Linked DNA regions of Homo sapiens: region 1 is linked to region 2. Evidence: chromatin contacts called from ENCODE Hi-C or POLR2A ChIA-PET data. All regions are on one chromosome and are shown on one strand. Each heading gives the region's core, a stretch centred on a gene start or an enhancer-like site at or near the end of the contact. The rest is flanking DNA. Distances are from core to core; before and after follow the strand shown. Region 1 has its middle 87 kb from the start of ATXN1. Region 2 has its middle 42 kb from the start of ATXN1.

Region 1 (6,848 bases), core at 803-3,302, 47 kb before region 2:
CTTGGCCAGAATTCACTTTCACTTCCTTTCTGGAAATCAGAATGACACCCCAGTTTTTGAACCTTCCTTGTTCTCTGTAACTCTTTACAGATTCATAACAATGACTCAGCAATCTCTTTAACAACATTTCTCATTTTCGTCTTTTGATAAGAGATGAACCATTTGGATCCCAGAAATGAATGCAAGCTAACTTTGTGTGTCTGATGTGGATACTTCTTTCTGTGTAAACCTGAAAGAAGGTTATTTCTGAGGACTGAGAATTCTGTTTAGAGAGAGGGTGGGCTGAGACAACAGACTTCACTATCTTGAAACACCAACATCCACAACCCTCTTTATGCATAGTCCAAAAGAACATGAATTGTTTCCTAGCAGACAAGGTTCAGAGCGTGTACAGAAGAGAAAAAATCATTAGTAGGATCAGGCGGGACAGGCAGATAAATGAGGAATGAAAAGGATGACAATCGGAACCTGTGTTTTAATCCTTCCCAGGGTGCATCACTCCTAGAAAAGAGAGAGGACTTTATTAGTCTACATCTTTCTCCACTTAGGTTTGGCATGACCAGCAGCATCTCTCCTAGGAGGGAAACTACAAGTGTCTGCTGGTCTGGATTAAGATACAATAACAGGGGAAGCATATGGTCATTCACATGGTGCTTGTTCCCACACTGCGCCAAGGTTAACAAATTAATGAAAAGGAAGCACGCGACATAAATGTTGAGCCTTATTAAACATGAGATCATCACTCCCAGCTATCTTTATCTTACAAGAATCTAAATTAAAGCAATGCAACCCCTCTTCCATGCATACACAGTGAAAATCATTCTTACAATAGCAAATCATATTTTTGAGGACAAACAACAGCAGTTTTAAACTCTAAAATTGTAAGGAAAGAGTCTGTTCTAAAAGAGTTTTATTGAGATGATATGGGAAGAAGCAGTGTTATTTATTTAAGTACAGCATTGCATTTTCCTTTGTCCTTTCAACAGGTTAGTAATTACAGGAGTAGTGATTAGCCTTGACAGAGGGTACACAAAACGATAAATGGATACTGTGTGCATGGGGGGGCTCTCTGGTGCCAAGCTTATTATTTTCAGTCAGAGCTAATTATCCTTATTATACTGCATGACTCTTTTCTCGTGAATTATGAGTGGAAAAGTGCTGAATAGAGTTTTTTTCCAAAGTGCCCTGAACTGTGGAGGGAAATGAAAATTACAAACAATGAAAAGCTTGTTAGACAATGAGAGCGATCATCTATAAAGGGATTCTGAAGGAACTTCCCTTTTCCTGCGCTATAGAAATGTAAAGTGCTTATCAGAAAATGATCAGGGTTTTGTTTTTGTTTTGTTTTTGCGTTTAGTTTTTTTTTTTTTTTTTTTTTGCCACACGGATGATGGGAGGAAAAGAGTTAGACTCAGCTCAGCCTGGGGCAGTAGCAAAGCAGCAGGAAGAAAGATGGAAAGTCTTACTTAAATCTTTGTACAGGATCAGTAAATTATGGAGGGTGGGGGGCAGATGGAGGGTGGAGGGCAGGGGGAAATTGTGTTTAGACACAGGGGCAGAAGGAATTTGTGGTTGCTGATTCATGCAATTAGATCCCCACGGCCAGACCCTTCAGTGTAAGGAAAGATAGGATCCTGCCTGGCCCAAATGCCACCTGAGAACCGACCTGAGAAGAGACACTTCAGTTTGAAATCCAGTTACCACTCAATCCTTTATCTGTCTCTTTTTTCCCTTCTCTATTGCCCCCCTCCCATTATAGTGATGCATATGAACAAAATTCCACAGATGGTGCATGCTTTTATGAGCTCAGTCCTGAAATTTGGTTCGAAATTTCCCCAGTGTCCTCTGTGCTTCTCTCTTTGCAACAGATGCACTTAAATGTTAGCAATTTATTTGCGGCCTGTGCTCCAGCCAGAGCTGGAGAGACAGGGCTGTTGTACAAAGAGTAGCACAGCCACTAACACAGCACGAGGTTCCCTGACCGCAACTGCTGGGGCTGCGGGAGGAGGCCTCTGTTTCTGTGGGCACAGCCAGTCAGTCACAGGAAAACCAAACTTTATCTTCCCCTCCTTCCAGCTCAAGTCTGGTCCCTGAATAAGACGTTAAATCCAGCGATTGCCGAAGAAGGGCTTTCCTTTCTTTAGCCTATCATGCCTAGTATTCTCCACACGCCAGCATCTCATTCTCAATTTTTACCAGTTAGCCGGCTTCTGGGATTCGGAAGGCTGGAATATAGAATTTCATGAGAGTTCAGGAACAGGCAGATTCTTTTTAAGGACACCAGGGCTCTGTAAGGTGACACCCTCTAAGAATACAGCCTTGGTTCCAGGGTAACGAGTGAGTCAACCCTTTTATTTAGTATGTCAACAGTGAAATGCTCATTTAGTTGGACTAAAATATTCTTGAACAGAAAGTTATGGGCTCCCTGTGTGGGTTTGGAAATGTCAGCCCAGATAAGCAGGCAATTAATGAGAGTGCAATTGTTATCTTCCTCTAACGCAAGCATCACCGATGAGATTAAGAGGTGACATGTGATTGCCCAAATAGGGGCGTGCACTAGTAAAACATAATTAAGGAAGGAAGTACATCCTGGAGAAGCAACTTGAGTTGCTTAGTGAGGATGACATCTTCTTTATGCTTGTAATATCGTTACATAGGTGAGATCACCACAGGCCAAATTGCCCAGATCCTATCCACAATCCAATGGTATTAGGAAACTTGTTATTTTAACCTGTGATTCACACTTTTTCATCCTCAATACAGGCTAATCTTGTCACTCTTCTTAATAGTTTTTGTTCCTTTTCCACAAGATTCTTTTCATTAAGATGAAGAGATTCCAATGTCCCTAAGTCTGAGTGTTTTTATTATCGTTATTTCTTGCTAATTAGTTAAATTTGAAGTTCCTTAAACCATTGCACCAGAGTATGACAAACAGCCTTTCAGCAAGGGACTAAGCTGGTACCCAGTTTCTACACACATACCAACGGGGTCATGATGTCCACCCAGCATATTTGGATCAATCATTCTGGTGAAAATTACTTCCCAGCTAATTTCATGGACTATTTTTGATGTGATCATTCACCTTTTTCTTTTGGAGGGGGTGGAGAGGAGGGAGCGGAACTGTAGTCTAGAGAGTGGGGAGCAGCGTAGTCTCTGCTGTCTGACCACCAGCGCTGCAATTTTGATCCATGTTTCCCATATGACCTAAGCAAGTTACTTACAGCTTCTTATCTACTATTCCCTTATCTACAAAGTGGGCAGTAACATGATTTATTTCAAAGGGGTTAGATTTGAAAATTTATAAGAAGCTTAGCACAGTTCCTGGCATTCAGTAAACACTCAACAAATTTTATTGTGGTTATTTTTATTATTTTATCGGCATCATGGTCATTTAAAATAAGGTGGCATGCATTTATATAATAATGCTAATGTTATACTCCCATATTGTAAAAAAGACAATAATGCACTCAGGTATAGTCATCATCATTTGCAAAATGTTAGGTAGAGAGGATCCTGATGAAATAAGCTTCAAACAAAGAATGATTTTTTTAAAAAACCCAGATCTGATTCTGATCATATCACTGATCTGCTTAAACCCTTCAATGGGTTAAGCACTGCTCATAGGATAAAGCCCAAATTTCAAAACACGACTTTGCAAGGCCCTTTGTGACCATGTCTTGCTCACCTTTCTTACCTCAAAACAGATCGCTAAGCATGGGCTTTCATCTGCCTAGAGTATTCCTCCCTCCTCTCTACCCATAACTAATGTCTACACATCCTTCAGGATCTGACTTCCATGCAACTTCTCCCTTGAAATCTTCCCAGTTTCTGCACACCTGAGTTGGCTGTCCCTCTGGCCTGATACTATAGCATCGTGTGTTAGTTTTGTTGTTATTGTTGTTGTTGTTTTTCTGTCAAAGAATGCTTTGGAATTGCCATTGTTCTTGTCCCTCGCTAGCCCAAGAGACCCTTGAGGATAGGGATGGTGAGTGCCGAGTTCACCACAGTTGCACAGTGCTTGTACGTATGGGTGATTCATTTACATAACAAATTTTAGTGAGTCTCTACATATGCATTGCTCAATCCTCCATCCTTCCTCAAGTGAGCTGCACAGCTCAAATGGATTCACAATTTAAAATTAGACTTAGCCTCATGCAAATACATAGCTCAGTACTCATTCCGGCTTGTTCTATTACTGTATGTGAGTGGGAAATTCTAGGTGGAGGTCGAGGTTCAGGACATTTGCCAATAACTTCACCAAGTCAGCCTTTACTTTCACCACAAAATGTCTTTGTAGCGGGGAGCTAATGAAAGGCAACCTGCTGAAGGTGGGTAGGAGACTTCCATGCTGCACTGGCATAGCAAGCACGCTGCTTATTCATTCATTTGGGATGGTTTGGAAGGAGAACAAAGCCCCTCCCACCAAGCTACCATGATGCTTCCCATCAGGCAATGCTGCCGCCAACGCCCTTCTCATTTCCCAATTAAATGTGGAAAGCCAGCTTCCTGGAAATTCCAAAACACAGGGACAAAGAAACTAGATGTCTGTCCATATTTTGCAAGGCAATCCTGGCAGATGGAGCAGCTCCTCGATAAACTTTTACACCTGAAATTCAGATTTTCTGATGAAGGGTATAAGGCTTTGTGTTATTTGTTGACAGTTATGAGCCACAATCATATTTAAATCTCCCTGCAAACTGTATCTGTTATGCCAAAATAGCTCTGGTTAGGTTTACAGCCTGGGTAGAAGAGTAGCTCCTGACGTTATTAGATGTGTAAACCACTGAAATGTAGTGCTTAGGGACTTATGTGCATGGAAATACACAGGTTTTGTTAAGTATATTCCTCAGCTCTAAAAAGGAGAGGGACCAATTTTGTTTGTGCTGTTAGCATATTGTTTGCTTGGCTAAAGTCAGGTTGCCATCAACTGAGGGGATAAGGCATGAGTCAATGGCTAAGAAAACTTAAAAAGGCTTAGATATGGCTGCTTTTAGCTTTCTGAATGGCTGGTGCCCAGCTAAAATAACAGATGCATTAATACTTCCCCAGTGTTACACAAATGCTAAAGGCAGTGGAAAGCTGACCTTCTCATGCTTCTTAACAGTTTTAGTCCAATTATGACCCTACGATGCAAATGCTAAGGCCTGCTAGTGGCTTCTTACTATAATTATTTTGCTATTGTCGTCAAAGCTGTCACAAAATCAGTGAATGAAAGCAGGTGCTCTTTTTCTAAGAATGTGAGCAATCTGCTTATTTCTCCAATAGGCCAGATTAATTATATTAGCTTGATGCAAACATAATTGTAGTTTTTGCCACTACTCTTAATTGCAACAACTGCAATAACTTTTGCACCAACCTAATATTAGTGTGTCAACACAATCATGCTAAGGACATGAATAAAATGCATGCATATGGAGAAAATGTATTTATCTACAGAACTGTAGACTTCTGCCCTAGGGAAAAAATGGTCCGATGTCCATGTTTTAAATTTTTTTATCTCCAATCTGTCAACGGCAATGATTACATCATTACAGTGAAAATGCTGTTCACTTTCAGACTTAGGCAAGACAGGGAGCCATACACATCCCAAAATACCTCCATCAGGGAGCACCCTTCAGAAAACACCCCTTGTTTTGCTCTGTTTTAATTGAGCAATAGCCTTTTACATGAAGTTCTAGATTTTTTTTTTTTCAGATTTTGCATTAAATAAAATAAATCGACCTGAGATTTTCAGTTTTATCTTGGCATTTTTTCCCCAGTGATTTTTTTTTTTTTTGGAGATGGAGTCTGGCTCTGTTGCCCAGGTTGGAGTGCAGTGGTGTGATTTCGGCTCACTGCAAGCTCTGCCTCCCAGGTTCACACCAGTCTCCTGCCTCAGCCTCCCTAGTATCTGGAACTACAGGCACCTGCCACCACGCCCAGCTAATTTTTTGTATTTTTAGTAGAGACGGGGTTTCGCCATGTTAGCCAGAATGGTCTCAATCTCCTGACCTCGTGATCCGCCCACCTGGATGACAGCCTCAGTTATTTATGGCTGTTGACCTAGGTATGTGTGATGTGGGGATGGAAGATTGTTTGGCTTCTCTGTATGTATTGCACTAAAACCATAATGAATAAACTATAAGTTAAATTAGAAACATTTTAAACTCTAATTAATTAAAAAATTAATTCACAAAAATCAAATTACCTTCCCAAAGTGTATTTTTTAAGAGAATGGGTAAAATGCTGACTATTACAAGATAATAGTAATGGAAAAAACTGATTAAGTAACTGAGATACTGCCGGTCTTATAATAATATTAACATATGCATATCATAAGCACTAAGTAAAATAATCTTATAGTCTCTCCTCACCACAGAAAATCAGCTGAGTCCCTGAGGGAAAGGTTATTATAACTTCCTCCCCCACCTGGTACATCCTTGGACATTAGCCTGGAAGGCATCTCTAAAGGTACTTAGCACTAATTAGCACTTTCTATAAAGATCTTCATTTGTGGAATTACTTATAGGGGAGTCAGGCATCTCTTAAAACGGGTGCTGAATATTCTTTAGTGGCTCATAGAGAAATTTTGGCTGCCTTTTTCAAGTGAGTTTCATAAAAAACAAATTTTTAAAAAAAAGTAGAGACATTTACAAAACTTTTTAGAAATACATGCACATTCTAGAAAATTCATTGTGTACACTTATTAATAGCACCGTGGCGAAGGAACTGGACTGAGATCCAAGAGACCGATGCTCTGGTCCTTATTCAACAGGGGGCCAATCGTAGGACCTGGGCCCAATCTCAATTCTTTAAGCCTCACTTTCTTTACCTGGAAAATGGGGATGACATCTTCCTTCTCTCACTGA
Region 2 (7,110 bases), core at 1,938-4,437:
GTTTTCTCTGATTACCATATGTCAGGGTCTCATAAAATGAAAAAGATGCAATTGCTTAAAACAACATAACATCAGCATCAGGAAAACGTTATTTTTTATGTATACCATCAGCTATGAAATCAGAATTTAAATCACGGTTTACTACTTCCTAGCTGTGTGTCCTTGGGCAGGTTGATTAGCCCCTCTGTGCCTCAGTTTTTTTTCTCTGTAAAAGAAGAATATGATAATAGTAGTATCTATTTCATCTCTTTATTGTGAAGAATAAGTGAAAAGCATGTTGAAGACTGCCTGGCACAAAGTTAAGTGCCCAGTAGATGGCATCTATTATTTAATTGCATACAAATTTCACGGTGCATATAAAAAGTTTTCCCCCAATGTTAAAATAATTTACTCTTAAGTGTTCCTGTTCCTTGATTCTTAACAGTGGCTATTTATGTGCTCATAATAATTACATAATGGCAAAATGACTTTTACAGTTATGTTTAATGCATCAGCTTTCAGTTGGGCTTATTACATAAAGTAATAAGAACATGTCTCCCTAATATTAAGTTGTTTTCTGATACACTCTGGATAATTCACTTTAGGAAATGTTGAAAGCTAACAACACATAAACCCATGGTATGTAATTTTCCCTGATTTCCGGATCATGAGAGGTGTTATGAAATGTATGTGGGGTTTATATACAGGCATCGTCTTTTTTCTTCCTCCTCTTGCCCATCTCTCACAACTTGCAGAAAGCTGTGTATTTTAATATTTTAATTCCCCACTCTTTCTCATGTATTCATAAGTGAAAATATGCACATTAGCACGATTTTATTTTTCAAGCTCATAAAGGTTAAAAGGCATCCCTTAGCTCAGTAGGCAAGACATTCATTCTCTTTCTCTTTGCTGCAAAACAAGGCTCCTGGTCTGCTAGTTTCATAAATCATTCTCCAACTAGCCCATGACAGACAAAAATCAAAGAACAAGTTAGCACTCAGCTAGTTACAGATTAGAAATCAGGTGACAGCAGGCCCCATTGTTTCTTCTATAATGTATCCCCCCAACGGGTATGCTGCTGTGCCTGGGTGAACACTCCCATACTTGTTGACAGAATTATTTTTAGAAAGTAATGCTTTCCCATTTATAAAATCCAGAGAGAGGCAGCATGATGTGTAGGCGGTAGCTCTCAGCTGTGGCTGCAGATCAAAATTACCTGTGGAGCTTTTAAAAATCTGCAGATGCCATGACCTAACTCCAGACCAATGGTTTTCAGCCTGGGCTGCATATGTGAATTGCCTGGGGAGTTTTTGAAGACTAGGATGCCTGCCAGGCAGCCCCACCCCACACCGACTGCATCAGAATCTCTCTGGGGGTAGGGCCTAGAGAGAGTCATTGCTTAATCAGCGGTCCAGGTGATTTTAACTTATGGACAGGCCTGAGAGCTACTGCTCTAGATAGATGGAATGACTTAGCCATTTAGCAAGTACCTGCTGACTGCTACTATATAGAAGGCATTGCTGGGAACGTTGCCGTTAATATAATACATACTTCCTGCTCTCCTGGGCTTAGAAATGCAAATAAAAATGTTCAGGGGTGGGCCCTAGGAATCTGAAGCTGATTATTTTTAAAGCTGATCAGCCAAGCTTGAGGATCAGAGGGTAGGAGAAAAAGCTGAGAGTCAGACAGCCGTGTTTGAATCTTGGTTCCTCTCCTTACTGGCTGTTTGGTTTGGGGTAAGTTACGTAACTGTTCTAAGCCTCTGTTTCCTGATCTTTAAAATGGTGGAAAGCAAATCTTCCACACTAGGGCCATTATGAGTTTTAAATGAAAAAGAAATCCGTAGTAATCTTGGTGCAGTAGCTAGTTTCTACTAGGCATTCGATAAATGTTAGTTTTCTCCCTTCCTCCTCCCCTTCATTTCTCCGTTGTCCTTAAAGCAATAGGTTGGTGCTAAATATGTGGGATGTACAATTGAAGTATGAGACACTGCCCCTGCTTTCTAGGAGTTATGGTGCAATAAACAATTAGAGAGCAACCGCATGGTATGAAAGCTATACCTAGGTGTGTGGTATTGGCTACTTTTATTGCTGCAGGGGTTCTGGCTGGAGAGAAATAATCACTGAGAATCAGGAGACAGAGAATGTTTCCTAAAGAGGAAGGATTTAAAAGGAGTTTTGAAAGGTGGGTAGGTTTTGCCAGAAGAGGAAAGGGAGGGTATTACAGGATGAAGGAAATAGCACAGCAAAGGTAACTTCTTAATGATACCTGAAGGTAGGTCATGTTTAAAGACAATGTATATTTTGCAAGCACTCATTTGACATGTGTCTATGCATGTCACGGATCAAGAAAGTGGGGTTTCCTTTTTGATCAGTGTGAGAGTGAATGACACTGTGTGAGTTTTATGTGTTTCATGTACGAGGTATATATTTCTAATGATACATGCATTTGTTTTGTATGTATTTTCCCTGCTACATTAGTTAGGAAAATTTTGCATACATCCATGTATTTTTACTTGCCTTCTCCTCAGGGGGTAGCAGCATGCCTTCTTAGAAAAACCCCACGTGCTTCATAAATAACAATGAATTTTCTGAACACGTAGAACAAAGAGCTGAATAAAGATGACATCATCCTCCTTAGAGTGAATTTTCATTCAGGTTATCATTTAAGTCCTGCTAGAGGTTTGCCTGGAACAGTTAGTCCCTGACCGATTGTGAACAGCAAAGGGAGTGGATCTGCTTAAGCCTCTGTCGCTGTTTGAGAAAGGCGAGCGAGCATCTCAGTAGCCGCCTCCTGCCCCAGCGGCCCCAGCCTTATGTTCCCCACCCTCCAGTGCAAGGTCTGGGCCTCCTCCCAGGCTCTGATGACAGTTGCTCACAGCTTCTCCCTCCTCTGCTGAGATGACTTTGAATGACCTACTTTGAAAATGGTATGAACTCAGCGGAGTGCCCAGGCGTTGGGGTGCAAACGGGCCTGCCCAGAAGGGCTTCCTGCAGAGGAGAGCGGGCTCTCCGGGGTCCCTCCAGAGGCTGCGTGCACGGTTTTGTTTTGGTGGTGGTTGCTCTTTTTTTCTCCCCCAGGGCCTTGGCTGTTACAATTCATCTTTATGCTCTTGGAGTACAGGCTAGTGATTTGCTGGGCCGCTGTTAAGTCAGAGGACGACAGCCAATCAGAGCAGGATTCTGCCCTGTCTCCCTGCTGCAAACTGCTGAAGTAGTAATGAACCTGAACGCGAGGTTTCAGGCTGAGCTCTCAGCAGCAGCCCAAGAGCGCTCTTTCCAGGGCAAAGCGGGGAGGAGCAGGAATTCTCGGAGCTGAATGACAGATCAGCGGCCTCCTGAGGCCTGTACCTTGGCTGCCACGTGGAGTCTTGGCTAAGCCTACCTTCCACCCAGCTAATTTTTTTCTCTGAGTTATGTGGCTTTTAAAACCAACATGGATGTCTATAGGGTGTGGGGAAGGGAGACAAGAAGGCAGCCAGGCAGAAGTGTTGGGAATTACTTTACCGCAACCACTTTCAGTAAAGTCTCCAGATCATCCCCTTTTCCCCTACTTCAATGACTGCCCACTAAAAAAGGAAGCCAGCTTTGAAATGATTTGAACTTGTAAACTAGCTTAAAAATGACTTTTTTGCAAAGCAGTGATTCTGAGTTCAGAATAGATACATTTCCACTATTTATCATCTGATAAAACTCTCCCTAAAGTGAAAAGAACAGGAGCTGATTTATCAACTTTTCCTTCAGGATATTTACAACATGTTAATTTGTCTGTGTTGGATCAGCTTGGGCCATTATCAATATGAAGGAAGAGAAAATTTTACTTTAACTCCTGTACGTGAATCTAAAATGGAACATTCAGTATTTATCTGAAGTTCCATTTAAAACTATCTGCATAGAACATCTGACCTGCTATTCAGAGTGCTTCTCTTGTTTATTTGGATTTTTTGAGTCTGTAAAGATATTTTCCCATGATTTTCTATGAAACCCACCACTTTCAGTTTCACCCAGCATTCTAGTCTTCTTCAGACCTTGGTTTGTGGAGTACAATCCATTGAGGGCCATGAAAACTTCCCTGAAAGAGACCTAGCAAAATGTTACATATGGGATTATCACCTTGAAATGCTATGCATGATTCTTTGCACAAATTCACAGTTGGTAGCACATTGGTAAATGTTGGCAAAAATGTGCTATAAGGGTTTTAAAATAGGGAACGATGAGCACATATTTTACCCATTCTGAAGTGCGTGGAATCTCTTCCATGCAATATAGGCTCAGTGTTGCTGGCTCCTGACTTTCCCTAACTTGTTGGGTGGACAAGTTGTATGGGGGAAATGAGAAGGAAGACAGGAAAGATGGTAGAATTAGAACACGTGTTCAACACTCAACAGTTGCTGGCTGTATGCACAATATGAGCCAGTCTGGGTCCTTACATCATCTTTGGCAAACCATCGTCCCTTTCTTCATCCAGCTCCTTGTGGCTTTCTGGCTGACAGATGTAAAAATAGAGGCTACAATAGAGCCAGCAATTTTGTATCAGCAGGATCACTCACACATGCCTCACACTGGCAGCAGGTTTTAATTTTAAAATCAGAATGAAGGTTTCTGTGCTCAAGACTTTAGGGCCACTAGGCCAAAAAAAATAAAAAAGAGAGAGAGAGAGAGAGAGGCCCAAACTCCTTTGGTGGGACGATAGGTGAAGGGAGGACCTAGCCCTGAGCTGAGAAAGGATGTAGGAATAAAGCCAGGTACTGAGAAACCAAGTAGCTTATTACAGACAGAAGAATCCACTGTAAAAGACAGTTAGGAGACTGTGTGTCTCTTAGTCTCCTAACCTGGAAAGCTGTCAGAATGACTGGGACAGGGTTTTGCAGGCAGCTTTCAAGATGGGATGGAGAAAGCTACTGTGGTTGGGTGAAAGCATCCATATTTTTCCCCAAAAGGGTTCAAAATGGCTTCTGTTTTCATTTGCAGGCCAAGTAAAATGTTGCAGGCTTCATGAAGTCATTTTTCATTGTTAACTAATATTCATTAACTTATTAAACATGTGGATGCATATGATACTGTCACAAGAAGAGCTAGGCAGCCCTCAGGGAATATATAAAAGCAAACAGAGGGGAAGCCTCTTCATGCAGCTCATGGTGATGCCAGATCTTCCTCCTTTCCCCAATGAAGGCTTCCAAATGCATCTATTTAGAACAGCTATTTTAGCTTTTACTGGATTAGCCACAAGAATAGTGAATACAAAGAGGAGAGGAAGAAGGGGAAGGAAGGGAGGACCTTTGGACCCCCAGACAAGTCATGGGACACCGGAGGGTGTCACACTGGACACCCATTCTCTCCCTGCTAAAGGGACCACCCACCTGCTGCTGGAAATTGCTCAGCTTCTGTTTTTCTTCTGTCCTGAAGTTTTTCAAAATTTTGAGAAAAGACGACAAGGCTGGAGGTTTGCACATAGCCTGCTGGAGCCCCTTCTGGTGGCCTGGTAGTGTGGCCTGCTCTGTGACTACACCTCTCCACTCCTCTCCTCCCTCCCAGTCCTACACATAACCTATTTAAAGAACCACATTAAGTGGTAGTAAAAGGAATATGATAAGACAGAAATGGAAGAAAAAATGTGTCATCAGACACCGTAGTGATTGTGCAAGAGCAGGACTCAGAAAGGAACATCACACCAACTTTAGGGGAAGGTTTCAATTCAGATAAAACTCTGTGGTCAGGGAGAAAATGACTCTAGTTTAATTTCTGGGATATAGATTTCATGAAGACTTCCAAAGAAATAGGACAACACCTGAAGCATGTTCGAGGAAAAGATTGTGATTCGATTTTCGTCTTCTCTGCGAGGAAGCTCATTATGGGCAGATGATACAGTGTTGTCCAATTTTCACTGAGGTGTACAAAAATAATATCTCACATCTAACTCCCAGGAATATGCATAAGGTAAGGTCGGAAGCTATATCCAATGCATACAAATAGGAAAAACATGTCAACTTTGTGAGGTCTCCTTCTCAAAGAGAAGTAGGTAATGGAGTACAAATATCAATTAATGCTCAGTAGAGTCTGCACATTTGCTGGTAACGCAGCTATGTTTTAGCAAATAATTGTCTCTCTTTTGTTTCTTGATTGTTAGCAGGGGGAACTGGGGAGATAAACGTGTTGCAAAGGTCTGTGCTGCATCATTGTGGGAAGGATGTTCAGTTCATCTAAGAGAAAGTAAAAAATTAGCCAAACCCTGCTCACCAGATATCAGAGCTGCAGGAACATGATTTCCTTCTTTAGATTCTGTGCTGAGTTCTGCTGGCACCCTGCATTAATATGAAATTAACAACACACTACTCACACGGAACTTTACATCTAAAAAAAGCTCACATTATGCTTTAAGCCTTTTATTATAAAATAGTGGAAGTCATGAGGTTAAATTTGTTCATACAGTTTTCTCTGGATCAGCTGTACAATTAATTTTATATAGGGGATGAAAGTATATTCCATGTGGATCTTTGTCAGTTGAGAAAGCAGTAAAATAACTAGTGGTGAAGCCTGCCTTCCCCATCCCACCCCAAGCACATATATATGATTTCCTACTTGCAAGCACTCCAGATATTATTTTTTTGCAAATATGAAATACCCCTGGTGTTCACATTCATTGTCATTGTTAATATTTGCTATGTGTCAACAGTGTGACTCATCCCAACTAAAAGCCTCTAGGAGAATAGAGGACGATGGCTGAGAAAGAAATTCCATTCAATAAATTACCATTGAGCATTTACTATCATTGGCACTGTAAGGCCAGAGTCCCTAAAGAGTGCACGATCTAGTATACTGTGTAAGGCAGATGTACAGATAACTATAAATCAGGGCAGAATAGGGTAAATGTCTTACAAGAAATTATTAAAATGTGGTGCCGTGGGTGGATCACCATTTGGAAAGGCTCAGCAAAGGTTTTGTAGAGAAGATGATAAAGGGGAAAAGGATATGTAAACCAGATGTGGGCTGGGCTCTCCCTGCCGTTAAGACCTAGGTAACACTGGCCTGAATCCCCACTCCAGGTCCTCTGGAAAATCCAGCGCCTTCCTCACCAGGCTCTGTCCCTGCTTCTTTCCCCATTCATTTATTCCCTTTACTGAAACCCTGCCTC

What was found. Hi-C counts contacts between places; a loop is a spot of excess contacts on that map. ChIA-PET counts read pairs that join two places held with the same protein, here RNA polymerase II (POLR2A). Pooled maps may share reads with other maps.
Region 1: a map of gastrocnemius medialis shows a loop between it and region 2 (2.3-fold over the local background). The contact joins two enhancer-like sites. A Hi-C loop is called at or near these places in 1 of 168 maps with a recorded cell type or tissue (gastrocnemius medialis), 2 of 37 single-sample maps with no recorded cell type and 7 of 50 pooled maps. POLR2A ChIA-PET finds 5 or more read pairs at or near these places in 3 of 52 experiments (Panc1, activated CD4-positive, alpha-beta T cell and naive thymus-derived CD4-positive, alpha-beta T cell).

Annotation. Positions count from the first base shown.
Region 1 is chr6:16,845,230-16,852,077 of GRCh38, reverse strand. No RefSeq gene overlaps it. Among named protein-coding and RNA genes, the nearest start is that of ATXN1, 87 kb to the right of the region's middle. Within about 2 kb of position 2,052, at least 7 of the 41 ENCODE cell types and tissues checked have a DNase peak (open chromatin) inside an H3K27ac peak, as active enhancers do; they include gastrocnemius medialis, where a contact is called at or near this core.
Region 2 is chr6:16,799,593-16,806,702 of GRCh38, reverse strand. No RefSeq gene overlaps it. Among named protein-coding and RNA genes, the nearest start is that of ATXN1, 42 kb to the right of the region's middle. RefSeq lists a silencer at 3,071-3,365 and an enhancer at 3,111-3,405. Within about 2 kb of position 3,187, at least 9 of the 41 ENCODE cell types and tissues checked have a DNase peak (open chromatin) inside an H3K27ac peak, as active enhancers do; they include gastrocnemius medialis, where a contact is called at or near this core.